Linked DNA regions of Mus musculus: region 1 is linked to region 2. A link is a loop called in an ENCODE intact Hi-C map of the cell type or tissue named here. Cell type or tissue: gastrocnemius. All regions are shown on one strand. Links, peaks and the distances in the headings refer to the core of each region. The heading gives the core; the rest is flanking DNA.

Evidence for each region. Hi-C counts contacts between places; a loop is a spot of excess contacts. Peaks named below come from ENCODE experiments on the same cell type or tissue, not always from the same donor. Only the 100,000 strongest peaks of a DNase experiment are listed, where the experiment ranks them.
Region 1: it touches region 2 in a loop (2.3-fold over the local background); 2 of 42 quality-filtered maps call a loop at or near these places.

The regions. Positions count from the first base shown.
Region 1 is chr12:75,570,401-75,574,789 of GRCm38, forward strand. All of the region lies in intron 2 of Ppp2r5e (protein phosphatase 2, regulatory subunit B', epsilon), which reads right to left. Among named protein-coding and RNA genes, the nearest start is that of Ppp2r5e, 24 kb to the right of the region's middle. In gastrocnemius, for the core only: a CTCF peak has its summit at 2,048 (motif pointing right); a DNase peak (open chromatin) is centred at 2,056; H3K27ac peaks cover 1,334 bases.
Region 2 is chr12:75,462,477-75,466,865 of GRCm38, forward strand. Ppp2r5e (protein phosphatase 2, regulatory subunit B', epsilon) reads right to left here. Exons shown (of 14, transcript NM_012024.3): 9 at 4,316-4,369; 10 at 4,152-4,202; 11 at 2,398-2,517. Among named protein-coding and RNA genes, the nearest start is that of Gphb5, 48 kb to the left of the region's middle. In gastrocnemius, for the core only: a CTCF peak has its summit at 1,735 (motif pointing right); DNase peaks (open chromatin) are centred at 1,785 and 2,101.

The DNA.
Region 1 (4,389 bases), core at 97-4,096, 110 kb after region 2:
CCTGTGAAGACGGCCATCCATTTCCAAATCCCAAAATGACCTAAGGTAAACTATTGAGTTAAAGCAGTATTATAATGGGTTAGTTTCTAAAAGAGCTCACTCATTATCACCAAAGAGAAATCAACAGCTGTGAAAGACCCCACTTTCTCTTTAAAAACAAAGAACAGAGGAAAAGGAAACCTAGCTATTTAATGGCTGGGAGAAAACTGCCTTTTTGGAACCAAAACAGGAATTGTTGGATCATTGAATGAAAGTAGCCATCCCAAAGTTCAGAGACCAGTTTATCTGACTTGTGAAAGTGGGTATCCAGGAAAAAAGAAAATCCCTGGAGCCAGATGCTGACCAGCACCGATTCTACAGGTACACTCTCTGAAGAATGGCCCTTCAGGGTCCGTTCACATACACACACTGTCACCTCCTGGTGCAGAGGACAAGGATAGACTGAAGCTTATGAAATTAAGCTCCCAGAAACTAAAGAACTTTGAAAATGAATTTCCTAGTTAAAGAAAATCTCCCTAAATGCTGTACAATCTTTTAAAAATATAAGCAAATAAATGTGTCTCTGTTGCCCAAAAATATGGAAAACTTACACCTATCCATGGTGGCTATGCGTAGAGAGATGAGGCAGTATTGTGTTCATGACCAATCTGGCCTACAGAGTGGCAAATTCCAAGCTAGTCTGGGATAGAGCAGAGCCCTTCCCAAAATGTGGACGAGGGGACGAGACAGTGACTCCGTGGTTAAAGCACTGACTGCTCTTCCAAAGAACCTGGGCTCAGTCCTCAGCACATACAGCTCTGTAACTTCAGCTCCAGTAGAGTGACACACCCTTATGATTTCTTCAGGTTCTTCATGCTTATTTTGTACCAGACATACATGCAAACAAATACCCAGACACATAAAATGAAAAATAAATAAATCTCAAAGAAAAAAATTAAGCAAACAAAAAATTTGAAACTCCATCAAATCCTTCTACCTAGTCTTATAAAAACAAAGGAATGATCAACTTAAAACTCTTTCTATATATTAAAAAGTGTAATGATTATGCATCAGCAGAAGGCAGAAGAAAGGATTCCTATAATCACAAACTCAAACTTTTCCTTTTTAATTGAACCTGTTTAAATCAAAAATTAAAGCAGTTTTTAAATTTTTCTGAGCTGGGATTAAAAGCACTGGCTATTCTTGCAAAGGACCTGGGTTCAATTCCCAGCACCTAGATGGCAGTTCACAAACCATCTGCAACTGTACTTCTAAGAGATCCAGTGTTTTCTTCTGACCTCTGTGGACACCAGGGACACATGTGGGCATATACAGATCTGTAGACAAACGCTTACTCATAAAAGAGTGGAACCTTTTAGATTCTCAACTTTCATGGTACAACTGAGAGGCCAGAATAGGAAAAGGGACGCCAAGCTTCATGGTGGCACTCGTCTTTAACCCTAGCAAGAGACAGGAGCAGGTGGATCTCCATGACTTCTAGGCTGCCCTGGTCTACATAGCCCAAGAGACCACATGAAGCCCATGCCTTACAGGCCTGGGTCCTAATCCCTGTTTTCCTCTAGCACATTTCAAGGAAAGCAGCTGAAAGGTTCCAGGTTAGTCCCAGTAGCAATTCTGTGCAACAGCAAATCTGTGCCCAGCTTAAACCACAAATGTGACAGGAAATGGAATTGGATTTATTGCCAAGGCTGCTATGAGGTTACTTAAGGCTTGTATCCTGTATCTGCTCCTCAAGGAAATCAAATAAATGTTAGCTAGTAAAGACCCCACAAATCTTGATATATACACATTGCCACACTTATTCATTCAATAAGTGCTTATCCCACATCTCCCACATGTCAGCCTCAGACACAGCTGAAGAGATGGATAACAACACCAGAAAAGGAAACTCAGACCCAGGACCTTACGCTGTGCTTGACAACCTTTAAGAATCAGAGGCCTTTCAGAGACTGCACTCTGCCAAAATATCACCTCTCAGCTACCCAGCATAGATCATAATGGTAAGTCTTTTAAGTGACACTCAAGCTTATGGCACCCCCCCCCAGAGGGCGCTGTGAAGCACTACAGGCATAAACATGAACAAAGAGATACTGCAGTAGTCAGCACTGATGCACTCAGAGGAGGAGCTGCTCTTCTGCCTTAGCAAGGACGGAGTGGGGATCTTTCCCAGATACCAAGAATACACTGACAAGAGTGGCCTTGACCCTGACCCCGAGGACAGAATCATGACAACTGTCCATTACCAAGCACCTGCTGGCTGTCAGTTCTGCTGAAGGCAGGTCACTCTGCACACACATCCCCCTTACATGAGTCCTGCAAGGTGGCTGCTCCACCACTTCACAGGTGGGCACTCAGGCTCTGTGGTTATTTGTCCAGAAGAAAGGGCAAAATGAACAAAAGTGAATGCCTTTTCTCAGCTTGGCAGGAACTGAAGGCAGGTCAAGGACAAGTTTATTTTATAATTCTCATTACAAGCAGACATTGTAATAACTGCAACTTCTCAGAGGGAAGAAAAAACATCTATGTACATTCAACTAGATGCAGGTTTCAACACTAATCAAAATTACAATGTGCTCAAATCCTCTTTCTCATAAAAATAGCTCTAAGTAAAAATTCACAGATGATGAGAAAGTTTAAAATACATATTCTAGGCCACCTGCTACAAAGATACTTTTGCACAACTTCTAAAAACTTTTTAAAAATCTGCTTCAATGTTCCTACTTAACATAAACTGTTAGGATAATAGCTATTTCCTTTCTATCCAGGTAGCACCCACTAACCACTTAACTATAATTGGCAACCACCAACAGTGCCCCCTGACATTTCACAATGATGATAACCAGTGTCATGACACACATCTAATTCCCTAGTCTCCACCCACTCCAACTTGCCAGGCCAGCTGGAGAAGGCAGGTGAACACGTTTTAACATCTGGTGTAACAGCGAACTCACACTTGGCTAGACGACTCCTTAGGTTCAGTCATGTACTCATTTTGACAGCTTCCAAATGTTACCCAAAAATTCTTTTTAACTGCTTTGTAAAGCACACTAAGCAAATGTTATATAGTGAATTATCATTTTACTGGATGTAATCAATAAGACTAAATAGATTTTAAAAAGCAAACGCCCACATTTCTGAACACAGCACACAAAAAGACACTATTCACAAACCCCAACTGAAAACCAAGTCATAAGATCAGGTCAGAAATAGCATCTATAAATAAATAGCAACAAAAACAATAACAGCTAATATTTATATATAATGCATATTATATATAAATACAATATTTACATATAACGTTCACCAGTATTCCTAGTGTGAACTATACTAACTCACAACAGTCCTCACAACTGACCATACTCTGGGGGAAAGTTATTAACCACTAATCTTCTCCAAATGAATCAGACAAAACCTCATGACTACCCGACCACAAGAGACAGATAACTACTCAGTATCGTCACATTTATGGACAAAAAGTAATATCAAATACTCTCTCGTGGAGAAATTACATTCTGGGGGCGGGGGGGGGGGAGCATATAAGCAACCTTGCAAGAAAGAGGGAGGGAGGGAGGGAGGGAGGGAGGGAGGGAGGGGATATACATTAGCATAAATGAAAAAGAATAATCATTAACTAAAATTCTTAAGACATATGTCATCCAAATTCAGAAACATACAGAGCTCAGTAGGTAACCCTCTCACTGTGAAAGCCCAATGACCTAACTTAATCCCTGGAAACAAGATAAAAGGCCACTCTCAGCACTTCTACACAAGATGGAAGGCAAAGGCAGATCTGCCTACAGACCTGCTAGTGTAGAATCCACACGAGTGGATACAGTCAACAACCTCAAACACCCTGCTTCAACAATGTGGAAGAAGAGAAGAGATTCTCAAAGCATTGTCTGCTGATATCCACATGAACACCATGATAACCACACACCCACACTCACTCACATGCTTGCTTTATGTATGACATGTAAAGTAAAGGAAATTTTAAAGATTACTTTAATAAATGAATTAATTGATTGAAAAATAGATAATTATCAAGTATAGAGTCACACTCCCAGGTATGCTGTCTGACTAAAATCATTCTGAAATATGCTAATAATTTAGGCCCAAAAGTGGTCATTTAGACACTGGCTGTCAAGAGCTCCAAAAGCTCTATGGTCCTTTTATTTACCTGACTAGACTCTTCTAAAGGTTAGAGCCTGAAATGATTTCAGACGATCTCTTTTCCTTGGGTAAAGTGTCAAAAATCCAGTTCCCTTTCCACCAGGAAAGCACTCAAATACAGACTATACACAGAAAAGTCTTGATAATTTTTTGTTATAAGAGAAAGAAAAAAACTTCAGGAGGTAAGGAGACAGGGTCTCACTATGCACCCTTAGCTAG
Region 2 (4,389 bases), core at 153-4,152:
AAACAAAAGTATTTTAAAAGGCTATTTTTAAAATCATTCAATCAAAAGTATGATTAAATATTAATAACTCTTTACATTTTGTAAGATTTATGATCTTCCAAGAAGTTGCCAGGTGGTTCATCAGTTTGGGGAGGAAAAGTTTTCTTGGTTTTTGGGGCTTTTCCCTATCTGTTAATTTATCCTCTCTTTAGGTCTATCTACACATCTCCTCTATTTCCACACTCTTCCTTACACACACTGTCATGAGCTCAGCTTTCAGAGCTGCTAGTCCGCTTGTCTTGTTACACTTTGGGTCTTAAATGTCCCCAAAGGCTTATGTTTAAATGCTTTGTCTACAACCTGTGATGCTACTTGGAAAGCTGTGGGGTCTAGCTGGAGGAGGATGTCATTTACTTATTGGTTTAGATTCTGTCCTCTGTCCACAATACTCTAACTTCATCTGCTGGGCCTAAAAGTTTCTCACCTTGGACTTGATGAACTCAAATGGCTTTTTTTATTTATGTAAATTGAAAGATCATGATTTAGAACGAAAAGAAACAAGATTTCACACCCTGACAGACTGAGAAATTAGAGCCTTTCCATCTCCATCACTTGGCAGGTTCAAAACACTGCTGACTTACTGGTCCCTGAACGCTTAGAAACAGCCTTCAAGGAACGCTAGCACACAGAAGCCATGTGCTGTGCACACTCACATGTCACTGCTCTTAAACCTTGTAAGTGGTGTCATTATTCCAGCTTTATAGATGAGACTTGAAGAGCTAGGTGTAAGTCATTGGCTCAAGGTCACATGGCTAGCAAGTGGCACATACAGTAGCCTTCTCTTAACTCTTCCCTGCTGTCCCTTAAGATCGGATAACTGGTGGGAATGAAGCACCTGCAGTTGTTTGATGTAAACTGTGATGGGGGCTACAGAGCAGAACGAACAACCTGTACATACATACACAGGAGCTACTTAAGATCATGGCGAACAGTCACATGCATGACTGCAGACTCCTGGCCTCCAGGACTGTGGGGAAGTCAATCTCTGCTGTTAAAGCTACTTGGTCTGGAGCATTTGTCATAGCAACCTGAGCCTACCATACACTCTTTCCTACCTCCTTCTTCTTTGTTAACAAAAAAACCCAAGGCCCTGCAAGTGCTACGCAATGCTCATCTACGGAACGTCATTCTCAGTATGACAAATTACCTTCCTTCCTGAGCACTGAGTATCCAGTAAGTTTCTCTGCCTTGTTCTTTGTGAAAGACCCTTGGCCTCCACTATACCAAAGAGTCAAATGAAACCAGAAAACTAAACAGTCCATATGTTTTGAACATTACAGACTTAGTGTCGTGTGCACTGCTCTGAACTTTTCTATTTGTGTCTAGTCTGTACACCTCACAGAACTGTCCCTCCTTTTGTTCTGTGTGGCCTAAGCACTAGCTTAATACACTAGTATGTCTTTAGATTTAAAAACAGGAATAGTCAAGGCCTCAATCTGCCAGCTTAAAGGATAGTTCACCATCAAATTTCAAGTGTGCTTTTGTGCTGTTGAACAGGGTCTTCAAACGAGGGGCAGTATGATGAGCCTGCTAGATTTGTAAGATGGACTTTTGGTAAGACAGCCACCACGTAAGTTAAAGCACTATGTTCAACTCTGGTCCCGTTCTCTCCTGTATTGGTTTCAAAGCACTGCAGCCAGGACCTCCTTGAAAACACCAAGTGCACCTTCCCTGTGTTCTCACCAAACAGCCACAAGGAGGCAGAGCAGGCTGTGGGAAGGTCATGGGCTTTAAGCCTTTTTTACAATAAGCCACCTTAAAAATAAAAACCCATTGACATTCCCACTTGGGATCTTGTCCGGAGGACAGCACCCAGCTTCTCTTCCCTCCTCCTAAGGATTACTGATTACTCCTTCTCATACAGTGAAGAAACCCCAGCAGCCCACGTCATCTAATTTAGCCAAGTTCAGTTATTTTACAGCTTCCAGCTTTGGTATTCACATCCTGTCTTCTTGCAGGGTATTATGGGAACTGAAGTTAAAAGACAGAGCCTGTTAGAGGCAGATGCTCAGCATCCGGTAACAATTTGTTAACAAGCAGCAGGGGCTGGAGAGATGGCTGAGTCCCTATGAGAGTACTGACTGCCTTCTGCAGAGGAGCCAGGCTCGGTACCCTGCCTGCACCCGCACCAGCCAGCTCACAGCCACCTCTAAGTCCAGCAGCAGGGGAGCTGAGGTGCCGCTGGCCTCTGTGGGCATTGCACTCCAACAGACACAGAATTAAAAATAAAAATAAATAAATAATATTTTTAAAGTAGCTAGTGTCCATGATCGGTTTTTTTCCCAACACAAATGAAGTTTAGCCTAATGAGTTCACATGGCACACATCACTCTGACTCGTGTTCTCTTTCCTACTAACCTGAAAATGGGGGCTAGAAACACACTTGGCAATTTGTTTAAACAAAGGTTCTTGGATTTTAACAAATTGTGACGGTTCAATCACATCCAAGATTTCTTCCAGCTCCCCGAGGAACATGACCTATAAATAAGAACAAAGCACAAAACATGAGATCAACCACGAAAATCCCCACATGCTCAGCTTACTCAGTATCTTAAGGAAAGGGTGCACACAAAGCAACAGAACAAAAGCAAGGGCCCAGACATCAGTCTAGTTGTCTTAGCCTGGGATGGCGGCTCAGCGGGTAAGAGTGCTTGCTATGAAAGCATGAAGACCTGAGTTCAAATCCCCAGCATCCACATAAAAAGACAGAGCAGGCCATAGACATGCCTGCAACCCCAAGTGTTATGGGGTGTTGAGACAGGAGCATCTCCAGGGTTTCCTGGCTGCCAGCCTAGCTCCAAATTCTATGGCAAGTCACTGTGTTAAGAGTTCTTCTCAGGCCTCCGTGTGCGTACCCTACCTACTGCCATATACACAAAGAACATACCCGTTTCTCAAAGAACTCAGGACAGGGTCTTCTGTTAAAGCAAATTACTGGCCTCTCCGTCTTCAGGCCTTTGGAACTCTGCCCACTGCTAGCAACCAAGATATTTAACACCCTACCCATCCCCAGTTTTTAAAATAATGGCTGACACTCCTGAACAAATGTGCATTAGTCCACAGCACCACAACAGAACACACAGTCACTCAACAGGCAGCTGCATCCCACTAGCAAACAAATTCATGTTATGGAGGCACAGTAACCGCATCAGCACACACTGACCTGTCTCCTATGCTTATACGAGCACTCGTGCACACACTCTCCCTCTCCCTCTCCCCTCTCTCTATAGCACAGTGAATCTCATGGCCTCGGGGCTGTATGCAAAAGAAAGCTTGAAGATCACACAATGGAGCAAGATAAACAGATTTAGACAGTTGTATAAATAGAATGAAAAATAATAAATAAAGACTATTTACTCACTAAAAATAACGTTAGGCAAGCTAAACGAGCAATTAAAATATGAAGGAAGACACTTCTTTTGTGTCTCAAGGTACAAAGAACAGCAGATTCCCTTAAACTCCTATTGTTAAGGAACGAGGTAATTTGCTGACGCTGTATGGACTGAGGTTAGAATCACTGATGTGAGGAAGGGGCTCTTCCTATACCCCATCCTTCATTAAGACACATACATCCTCTTGTGACATAAAGATAACAGGTGGCCTCTGTTTCCAGGCTAAGAGAGGGCTTCAGATCTGGGGTGGTGACAGTTAGGATCCATTCAAGCTCCTGCTTGGGGACTCCCTACAAACACACATGCCTTGGTGACTGTATGTGCCTCATTTCCGGGAATGTCAAGCTAATGGTCTGGTGTATATTGTGAGACTATACACTGTAAGCCCTCACCCATAGTATAGTTTAACATGGGGACTGGAGCAGAATGCTCAGGGATCTATCTACAGAGTCACTACAAAGTGGCCTCAGTGGAGCTAGCTGGACACACGGTGGGGATTGGCCAGGGTTCAGAGTTCAGGAGGCAGGCTCTAGTCTATTGGCATGCTCTCACTCAGTGTGCCTGGATGTGCTACTCAACTCGAAGCCTCAGTTTAGCGCTAGTAAGACCGAGAACTACAAAGCCAAGTTTAGATGAGGCGTCCCCTCATGCGTGCTTAGCCTCACAGGGCTTGGCAAAGCACTCCTTTACCACTGGCACTCTCCAAGGTTAAGTACTTACCTCTTTTTGACTGCATGTTTTAGGCCAAAATTTCATTAGCCCCCTAATAACCTAAAAGGAAAAGGAAAAAAAAAATTGAGGCATTTAATGTTTGACATTTTAATGAAGATGGTTTTTGCTTAATTTTTTTTCACATTATAGAAAGGGAAAAAAAAAAAGCTTACTGGTTCTGTAAGGGAAGGGTCTTTCTCCAGAAACTGTACTATACAATACGCCAGCTAAACAGGAAGGAAGAGCA